2 separate regions of the Homo sapiens genome follow, and region 1 is linked to region 2. Evidence: chromatin loops called from intact Hi-C (ENCODE). Cell type or tissue: endothelial cell of umbilical vein. All regions are shown on one strand.

Region 1 (5,000 bases), 56 kb after region 2:
TAAGTGGCTTAAAAAATTACTTATAAAATGCTTCAAACATACAAAAAAATACAAGAAATAGTACAATAAACACACACGTACCTGGTATCTAGATTCAATCATTGTTAATATCTTACTGTGTGTGTTTTTGTGGAGAGAGAAAGAGTAAGGGAGAGAAAGGAATTCTGAAATAAATTACAGACATTATCACACTTCAACACTTCACACCTTAGTTTCTTTTAATCTTTCTAATCTACAACAGTCTCCCAGCCCTGGTCTGTTTCTTGTTGTTCTTGTTTTTTTTTAATGACTTTGACTTATTGAAGAGACCAGGGTAGTGTGTCTTATAAGACAGCTCATATTCTGAACATGTCTGATTGTTTCCTTGTGGTACATATGATGCTTTAAAAATATATATGTTTTTAAATAAATAGCCTACATTTAGAATTCAGGCAATTTTGAGTAAAATTCTGGATTTCTGGCTTTAAAAACTTAAAAAAAAAATCAAAAGACCTGGCAGTGCCTGGTGTGTATTCCTGGCTGGTTACAATTTGTGGCCCAGTGTATGAGCTGCTGCCTTTGAGAGGGCACCATGTTGTAGCTGAGTGTCAAGTGCTATTCCTTATTGTGTCAAATCAACTGTCAACACACCTCATCCATTTGTGTAGTCCCCAAGGGAAAATGAGTTTATAACTGTATCAGTCCAGGTTCTCCACAAAAACTGGACCAACAGGCTATCCATGAAAGCATTTGTTTTAAGGAATTGGCTCACAGGATTGTGGGGGCTGGCATGTCCAAAATCCACAGGGCAGGCTGGCATGCTGGTAAATCAAGCAGGATTTTGATGTTACAGTCTCTCAGAATTCCTTCTTCTCTGGGAAACTTCAGTTTTGGCTCTTAAAACCAGCACTCATTGGTGAAGCCCACCCACATTGTGGAAGGTAATCACCCTTGCTTAAAGTGAATTGATTGTAGATGTTGATGACATCTACAAAATACCTTCATAGCAATATCTAGACTAGGGTTTGACCAAATGACTGGGCACCATAGCCTAGCCAAGTTGACACACAAAATTGACCATCACAATGACTTTGTTTTAGAACCAAACATGAGAATATTGGTTTTACATAGCTTTCTTCTCCCAAAAGCTTTCTCCTGCTTCATATTGGTTTTCCATCACTGTGTCACAAATTACCACAAACTTAGTGACTTAAAACACAAATTTATTATCTCATAATTTTCATAGCTCAGAAGTCTAGATATAGTGTAGCTGAATTCCCTCCTCAGGATCTTCCCTGACTGAAATCAAGGTGGGGCTGCATTCTCCTCTAGGGTTTGGGGTCCTTTTCCATGCTCTCTGGCTGTTGGCAGAATTCATTTCCTTAACAGTTGTAGGACTGAACTCTGCCAGCTGGGAACAACTTTCAGCCCTTAGAGGTCATCTACATTCCTTACCACGTGGCCCTTTCTCTTCTTAAGCCAATAAAAATATGTCAAATTCTCCTGTGTCAAATTTCTGCCTTTCTTGTCAGCCACCAGCTGGAGAAAACTCTCTGATTTTAAAGGGCTTATGTTATTCAGTCAGGCCACCAGATCATCCCCCTTTCGTAAGTAAACTGTGCCATATACATGACCTAATCACAGGAGTAAACTCCATTACACTCATGGTCCTGCATCATATCCATTATGCAGGAGATGTGTACATGGAGGAGGGTCCAGAATCTTGGGGCCCTCTTAGAATTCTGCCTACCACATTCTTCTTCAAGTTATTTGCAAAAGGTTTTACCTTCTATATTCAAGAAAATAACAGAATTAAAGTGAAATGCTCAAAAATCAATGACTGAGCAAACCCATTTTCCTAAGGAGTATAAGAAGTAGCTAGGGACTGAGCCATACCTTCCCACATAAGGAATCAGGAGAACTATCAAATAGAGCCTCGCTAAATAATGCATTCTCATAAAATGTAAAAGGGATCTCCCTTTCTTCCCTTATACAAACTCTGCCTTCAGAGTAAGAGTTTACTCATCTCTTCCCATTCTGAGATTTATTGGTAGCTTCTTGTAAAACCAGCCTCAGTTGCACCCAGCCACACAGAGATAAAAGACCTATGAAAGCAAAACCAGAGACCAAACAAAGAGCTGCCTTAACTCTTTTGGGATTGTATTTTTAAGTGATCACAAAAGGGGGAAGAAGAAAAAAAATCCCAAGCAGGGGCCCACCAACAGAGAGGTTTTATAGTAGTAATTCAACTTTCTTACACTCAGTTCCTTGTAGATTGTTATTTGCTGTTTTTAAGGAAACAGGATGGAAGGTGGAAAAGGCAACCTTAAAGAAGCGTGCAAAAACAAAATTCCAGACTTACAGAAATGATGACTGGATCACAAAATGTGTAGTCACACTTACGGGTGTTATCTTTTCATAACTCCTTCCTGTGTTTCTTCTGGGCCATTTTACCAAGAGATATCATGCATTCATCTGCCAAAAAATACAGTGGCAGCAAATGAGCCACACTTATTCATCAAATTTCTATTATACATAGGTCTGTACACTGGTTATACCACAGTCACTCAGTCCTTGCCCCAGAATGTTTTCCCAAAAAACCTTTACAGGAAAGTTAAAAAAAAAAAAAAAAGAGGTGCTTCAATTCTTTTACTTTTCTGTTACTGGAAACACTGAAAAAGGAATCCAGGTATCACTGGCTGAGAACTCATTTTTCTATGATCCAATCTATAATCCTATGCAACAGAGAAGAATCTAAGCCATTAAAAGTGGTTTTGAGTACTGCTTATATACCTATTTCAGCCTGTTATATGATGCACTGCATTTGACCATCAACTCAGAGACCTGCTGAAATGAACTGTTGGAAGTTCCCCTCAGGAGAACTTTTCCTCATTGAGAAGCCACAAATAATACCTCACTTGAAGTGTGATTAGAAAAGTTTACAAGGAACTGAAATATTCTCATGAATTTCAATGTTTAATTTAAGCATGTCTTCCCCAAAAGAAATCTAAACAAAAACCTTGCCAAATACCTCTGGTAGCAAGGAGAACTAATAATGGAATCTCCTGCCAAGTGTTCCGAGAGGTTGAGAATAATGATATCCATCTCAAGAGAATTTGTAGGTCATGGATTTTCCCTCCAATCCTAACATTTTCAGGAGCTTTCTATTTTTTATGCCCAGGATATTTCCTATTATATTTATTAAATGATGAAGAGGAGAGGGGATGGGGGACAAAGAAGTAATTAATTGGTTTCCTTGCATGTTATAACCTAAGGAGAAAGGCAGACATGGCATGATGAGGAAGAACATTGGAAGCACAGCCAAGGCAGAGGCTGGGAGGAGTCACTGAAAGCAATTAGTCATCCATCATCCCCATCCCCAAAAATCCTGAATAGGGAACGGAAAAAAGAGTCTTTTTGGGGGGGTCAGTGTTCAGAGCCCTTTGAACCAATTTCCTTGCCTCATTTGTAAATTAAAGACACTTTTCATCACCCAGACTTTATTTCAAATGAAGGTAAGAATAAGGATCTTATAAACACAAGTCTTCTTGACAACATAAATTATAGTTCCCAGAACTTTCCTTCACGTATTCCAATGTTATTACCACTGTTTACCACAATCACAAGCTATTCCCCTAGAGATATCTAAAAGATGAGCTATTTAAGTCAACACCTCCTACAAAGTAAATAACTTCTCAGCTCTCAGCTTTCATCCATCCAACATTTTCTTCTTTACAGTACTCCCTACTCTGCCTCTTGACTAAGGAAAATTAGATTCTCTTCTCTGGCTTAGCATTTTGTTTTGCAAGAGTGCTCACTTGCTTTTCTTCATTCCCCTGACAGCTCCATATCTGACAGCATTCCTTCTATGAGGATAATCCTCTTTGAATGAAAGACAAAAGTATTTGTTCAGTGTCTACTATATGTTCATGGTGTTGGCTTAGAGACTAAGGCAGAATCTCTCAAGTTTGCCATTATTGACAGTTTGAGCAGGAAAACCCCCTTTTCGTAGAGGGCCGTCCTGTGCATTGTAGAATGTTTAGCATCGTCCCTGGCCTCTATTCACTAGATTTCAGAAGCACCTCCCTCCCCAGCTGTGACAACCAAGAAATATCTCCAAACATTGTTAAATGTCCCTAAGGAGCAGATTTGTCCCCAGCTGAGAACAAGTAGACTAAGGGAATTTCAACAGAAATAGAAAAAAGAGTCCCTTTCCTTGAGGAGTGTAAAATCTTATGGAGACATAGATTGTTATACGGAAGCATCTTTAGAGATGATTTATGAATCTTCCTTTTTTATTAGTGAATACATCGAGTGAGGCACAGAGACATTAAGTGATTTGCTCAGTTGTACAACAGAAATATTCCAGAAAACAAAGGTAGCATATAATCAAGCCTAAATTGCATTTGTGTAGACCACAGATGCTATGAAAACCTAAAGAAGGGAGAGACTAATGCTAGTTAGTAGTGGCATGAAAGAGGTAGTACTACATCTCCAAAGATGAGCACTTGAAGGGTGAGATCAGCAGGGAGAAGAAGGAAGGGGATGCCTGGCATGATCATGCATGACTACAGCATATGTAACGGCCTAAAGGTAAGAGTAGAGCATGGAGCTTTAGAGGAATGAGGCAGGTACTAACTCAGAATGGCCAAAGATAAGGTTGGAGAGGTTAAATGGGTCCAAATTCTGGAGGCTGCTGACCTCCTGGATTAAGTCCAAGATCCGATTGAGAGCCCTTCAAAAAATGATTTCTGACATCCTCTTGGGGAAGGCAGAAAAACTGAAAACACGCTAATTGGGAGTCAAGAGATCTGGGTTCTAGTCCTAGCAATTCACTGACAGCTGTGTGACTAGGACAAGCTCATTTATTTCCCTTGGCCCCACTTCCTGCATCTGTAAAATGGGGGTCGAACTGCATGACCCCTGAGCTCCTGTCCAGCTGTTGCTTGTTCTGTTCACACCTGCTGTCACTTGCACTAATGGCCAAAGAGCTGTTTGCTGCTTGCCCTGATGTGTCTCAG
Region 2 (5,000 bases):
TTTCGCCATGTTGGCCAGGCTGATCTTGAACTCCTGGCCTCAAGTGATCTGCCTGCCTCAGCCTCCCAGTGCCCGCAATGGGATTGCAGGCATGAGCCACTGCACCAGGACTAAAAGTCACTATCTTTTAGTTTGTTTGCGGTGAAAAAAAATAGTTTAAAAAATAAATTAGAAACAGACACTATTACCCAGTATCTATATTTAATCACAGAAATATTTCTTAATGCTTCCAACTCTGAAGTCCCAGACATTCTTAACTATGTACTGTAGTTATAAATAATATGAAGGCTGGAGCACAGTGGCTCACGCCAGTAATCCCAGCACTTTAGGAGGCCATGACAGGCAGATTGCTTGAGCCAAGGAGTTCGAGACCAGCCTGGGCAACATAGTGAGACCCCTCTCCCGCCTCATCTCTACAGTAAATAAATTAGTCAAGTGTGGTGGCAATGTGTCTGTAGTCCCAGCTACTCAGGAGGCTGAGGTGGGAGGATCCCTTGAGCCCAGGAGGTCAAGGCTGAAGTGAGCTGTAATTGCACCACTGCATTCCAGCTTGGTCGACACAGCGACAGCGTTTTTCAAAAAGAAAGAAAATATGTATCCCTGCACCATAGGAAATAGGAAGTATTGTGTGACTTTTTCTTGGTCTTTCGAGGAACTATGTCATATGAATCATGATGACTGCTGAAAATGCACAGGAAGATAAAGAAAAGTGACTTGTTGCTCAACTGTTTCAAGCCCAACTCTGGGTACCAAACTGTGGCTCCCTAAACTAACCCAGAGGGCTTGACTCTGACAAAGCTCTAGGTGCAGCCATAAGACTGACCCTTAAAAATCTGACCTGAGATAGCGACAGTCTCACCCCGAAAGCAGACCACAAATTGGGTTTATAATCTAGTGGTTTGCAGGATATGACATACTACCTAATGAACAGGGTGACCGAGTTTGGTGTGATTAGTCCGCAGATGCCAGAAAGGCTGAAGAAGCCTGCCATGAAACTAAGTTTCTGGCCAGTGGTTCCAGCCTAATCTCAGACCCTGGGAACAGAGAAGCACCCCTTCATCTCCTCCTGCAGGTAGAGATTCACCACATTCACCTTTGTAAGCTCCCTTTCCAACAACCTTGGGCACCTTTTGCAACCTATAAAGGTCCTCTCCTTGAATGCCTGCTGCTTTTCCCTGTGCTTGTCCTATCTCACTCAGATCTTTGATTCCCCTGACGACATTCCCCACCCCCTCCCCACCCCATCTCAGCTGTCCTTCTCAGCCTCGCTATCTACTCTCATTCCTCACCTGAGTGTTCCAGCAAGATCACTGTTCTATAAAGGCTCAACCTTCAAACTTGCAATACACATTTCCTGGGTCCTGCTTTGTCTCTATCCTCTGTGCTCAGCCCTGGTGTAGGATCAGTGTTCCTGTCACTCCATCTCCTTTTCCAGGGATATTTGCATCTTTAGTAGTAGTCTTCATTGGTGGTCCTTCAGTGGAGTGTCACAAAGAGAAGGGAAAACACTCAGGTACTATGAGGGGAAAGGTTGGGGACTGTTGAGAGATCACAAGGACACCTCTCACTCCTACCCCCAAAGCTACCTTAACCTATTCCTGTCAAGACAGAAGGTTGGCCGGGTGCAGTGGCTCACACCTGTAATCCCGGCACTTTGGGAGGCCAAGGCAGGTGGATCACCTGAGGTCCAAAGTTTGAGACCAGCCTGGCCAACATGGTGAAACCCCATCTCTACTGAAGATACAAAAAATTAGCCAGGCATGGTGGCAAGTGCCTGTAATCCCAGCTACTCGGGAAGCTGAGGCAGGAGAATCGCTTGAACCAAGGAGATGGAGGTTGCAGTGAGCCAAGATCGTGCCACTGCACTGCAGCCTGGGAGACAGAGCAAGACTCCATCAAAAAAAAAAAAAAAAAAAAAAAAGACAGAAGGGTCATGCCCCAGAAAACTCAACCCTGAGTCTTTGATTTGGTGTGAATTTCCCTACTTCCTTTGCTTGAAAGAAACCTACTTTTTCTAGATGTATTTGAAGAAAAACTAATAGTGATCTCCAAGCTTCAAGTGAGAATTTGTAAAGCATGGCCTATAATATCTGGCATTGTTTCCTCCAGGGCTGCTGACAGGGTCCAGGGAAAATCCCAGGAGCTTCAGAAAAGGGGTTTCTTGCTGAGTGTCATTGTGTTTTTGCAACAATGACAAAATGATATTGTGCTTTTAACACTTGATAGGAAAGGATACATTTCTTTCTGCCTCCTGGCAAATCACTGAATCTAGGGCAGTATCTGTCAGGCTGAACTTTTCCAGTACACACTCACCTTTCCTTTGTGGTTTGTTTTTTCTTGATAATGATTCCATTCCTAAGTTTTCTTCTTATGTTTATGTCTCTCCTGGATGTTATGCAGCCATCCAATGCCGAGTACGAAACTCCACTGAATCACAGTAAGAATAGTGTTGAGCCACATCTTCATTGCATCCATCAGTAGATTGATGCCCAGACAGATTTCATATGGAGTAGAACTGGCCGTGAGGTTTTCTGAGATGACTGATGGATTCGGCCTCTCACTCATGGAAGGTTTTATAACCCCAGCTTACCTCCAGAGAAGGCCTCATGTGTCAGTCAAAGGCTAAAGAAGATATTCGGTTCTCAATTTTAGTGTCCCATAAAGAAGATTGGGCAAACACAGAGGAAAAGGTCCTGTGTTTACTTTTAAAGAAATGTTAAAGTTATTATAGTTATTGGATTACATACATGGATTGAGCTGTGGATTAGGAATAACAGGACCTCATGATATAATGTGGTTTATTTTAAAATGTAAACACACACTCATATTTCATGGAGCAATAGAGGAAAATTTCTTCGGAAAGAGCAAATATGCTGAGGAAAACCAGACTCATGAATTCCTGCACATTCCTAGCTTTATGACCCCATGGTTTTATTTGGTTAATGTTCACTTTCCACACTTGGCTACCGAAATAGCTTTCCATTCCAAGGTTGTTACTGCAAAGTAAAAAGCTCAAGTTTCCCTCTCACACTTCACAGGATATTAATCGCTCAGAGCTCTTGCCCTCCCTTTCGCAATGTTCCTGATTTTCATACTTCCGATTGAGAAACTACCACATACACACTGAGGATATCCTGCTTGGTCAGCAGGCTGGCTATTCTAAGTGCCAACTCTCAGGGGAGATGTCTTCAGTATTTCTCCAGAGTGTTGCTTTGGGGGGCACTCCTGTGCCGTAGTAGTTCTGACACTTATCAGATCCAGATCATTCTACTAACAATGGTCTTGAGCCAACATTTGTCATTCAAAGGTTGCTCTCTTATGGAATTGCCATAGCTAGGCAATCATTTCTTATTTAGAAACATTGGACACTTTTAGGTGTGCTTTCATGGTGATTATACGGTTTTACATTAAGTTATGCAGCAAAATATCTTTTAGGAGCCCCAGATACTCAATGAGGCACCATCACATTGAACAGAAATAATTGCAAGTAGGAAGGTGATTTGAGGAAGTGACAATCCCCCAGTGGAATCTGGTTTTGAACTGTGACGTCTTATAGCATTTCATGATTGTTTTGTTAGTGCCAGGAAATCTGATCTGGGAGAAACATTGGCACTTTTTCTAAGGCTCACATCATTAAAGTTTATTTCTTTATTTGAGGGAGAGAGCTTGCTCCAAATTGGAGAAAACCGAGAGAACAGTTAGTAGGACTTAAATTCTAACTCTGTTGATGTCTCAGTTATTTATTACTGTGTAACAAACTACCCTAAAATTTAGTGGCTTAAAACAAAAACCATGTAATTGTTCATGATTCTGTGGGTCAGGAATTCAGACAGGGCTCAGTGGGGATGGTTCACCTCTGCTCCACATCATGTTGCCTGGGGCTGGAAGATCCAAGATGACCTCACTCACGGGCTTAGGCATTGGTGCTGGCTGATGGCGGGGGGAGCTCACTTCTCTTCCAAGGACCTCTCTCTTTTCTCTCTCTCTCTATCTTTCCCCCCAATCCTCCACCCCACCCTTCACTCTTGCTCTCACTCTATCTCTGTGGTCTCTCATCATTCAGTAGTCATATTTACATTGAGGTAGCTGGCTCACCAAAGGAACTGGAAATGCTCTCAAGGATCAGAAATCAGTGTCACTTCTCCCACATTCTACTGACCTGACCAAAGTAAATCTCAGGATCCACCTAGAATCATGCAGAGAAGAAAGACTCCACTTCTTGGCTGAAAGAGCTGCGTGGTACACAGGGTTTGTTGGTGGCCATTTTTTGCAGAAAAGCTACTACAGTGGCTGACTCCTAGCAAGGTGTTTCTAAGTTCCTTCACTGGACAAATTAATATTAGTCAATTGCCTTAAAGAAATAGAGTTATCTTATTTGGTGGACTCCCAAATGCCATCCACACTGTGTGTAAGATGCACATAGTTTTATGCACTGTTTTAAAAGAAAGCCACCAAATAAAATGGGACATGATATCAATTGTTAAGATCAATTTCAGAGATACTAAATGATGGAGGAAATATGCATGTTAGAATTAATAAAAATGGTAATTATTCACTATATAACTCAACAGAATTTAAAAATGAATGGATAAAAATCTGAGGTGTAAAAATAAGTCACTCTTTTGATCACTGAGTCTATTAATTGAATATCAACTTACATAGGTCTTATCCTGACTAAGGTGCTGATGATCTGGCCTACTGTCTAGTAGAACAGGGCCTTAAGGAACCATTATTTCTCCCCCATCCCCTCATCAAACCATGAGGAAAAGCCTGATGAGGGAAGCAAGCAATGAATCAGTAAAATGAACATTTTAAAGAATAAGAGGTCCTGTGAGTGTCTGGGGGGAAATAAAGAAGGTGATGAGGGATAATAACAAACCACCTCCTTTAGACAGGGGTGGTTACCGAAGGGCATGTGAAGAAAGGATGTTGAAGCAGAGACCCAGGGATTAAAAAGAATCAGCCATGCAAAAAGCAGAGGAAGGTACTTGTATTAGTCC

Evidence for each region. A loop is a pair of places that touch in the nucleus more often than their neighbours do. Peaks named below come from ENCODE experiments on the same cell type or tissue, not always from the same donor. Only the 100,000 strongest peaks of a DNase experiment are listed, where the experiment ranks them.
Region 1: a loop joins it to region 2, with 5 times the contacts of the local background. A loop is called at or near these places in 5 of 110 quality-filtered maps.

The regions. Positions count from the first base shown.
Region 1 is chr7:22,630,469-22,635,468 of GRCh38, forward strand. No RefSeq gene overlaps it. Among named protein-coding and RNA genes, the nearest start is that of STEAP1B-AS1, 70 kb to the left of the region's middle. In endothelial cell of umbilical vein, no CTCF peak of the experiment used is centred here; DNase peaks (open chromatin) are centred at 1,533 and 2,373; H3K27ac peaks cover 3,317 bases.
Region 2 is chr7:22,574,691-22,579,690 of GRCh38, forward strand. No RefSeq gene overlaps it. Among named protein-coding and RNA genes, the nearest start is that of STEAP1B-AS1, 14 kb to the left of the region's middle. In endothelial cell of umbilical vein, no CTCF peak of the experiment used is centred here; DNase peaks (open chromatin) are centred at 3,041 and 3,521; H3K27ac peaks cover 3,296 bases.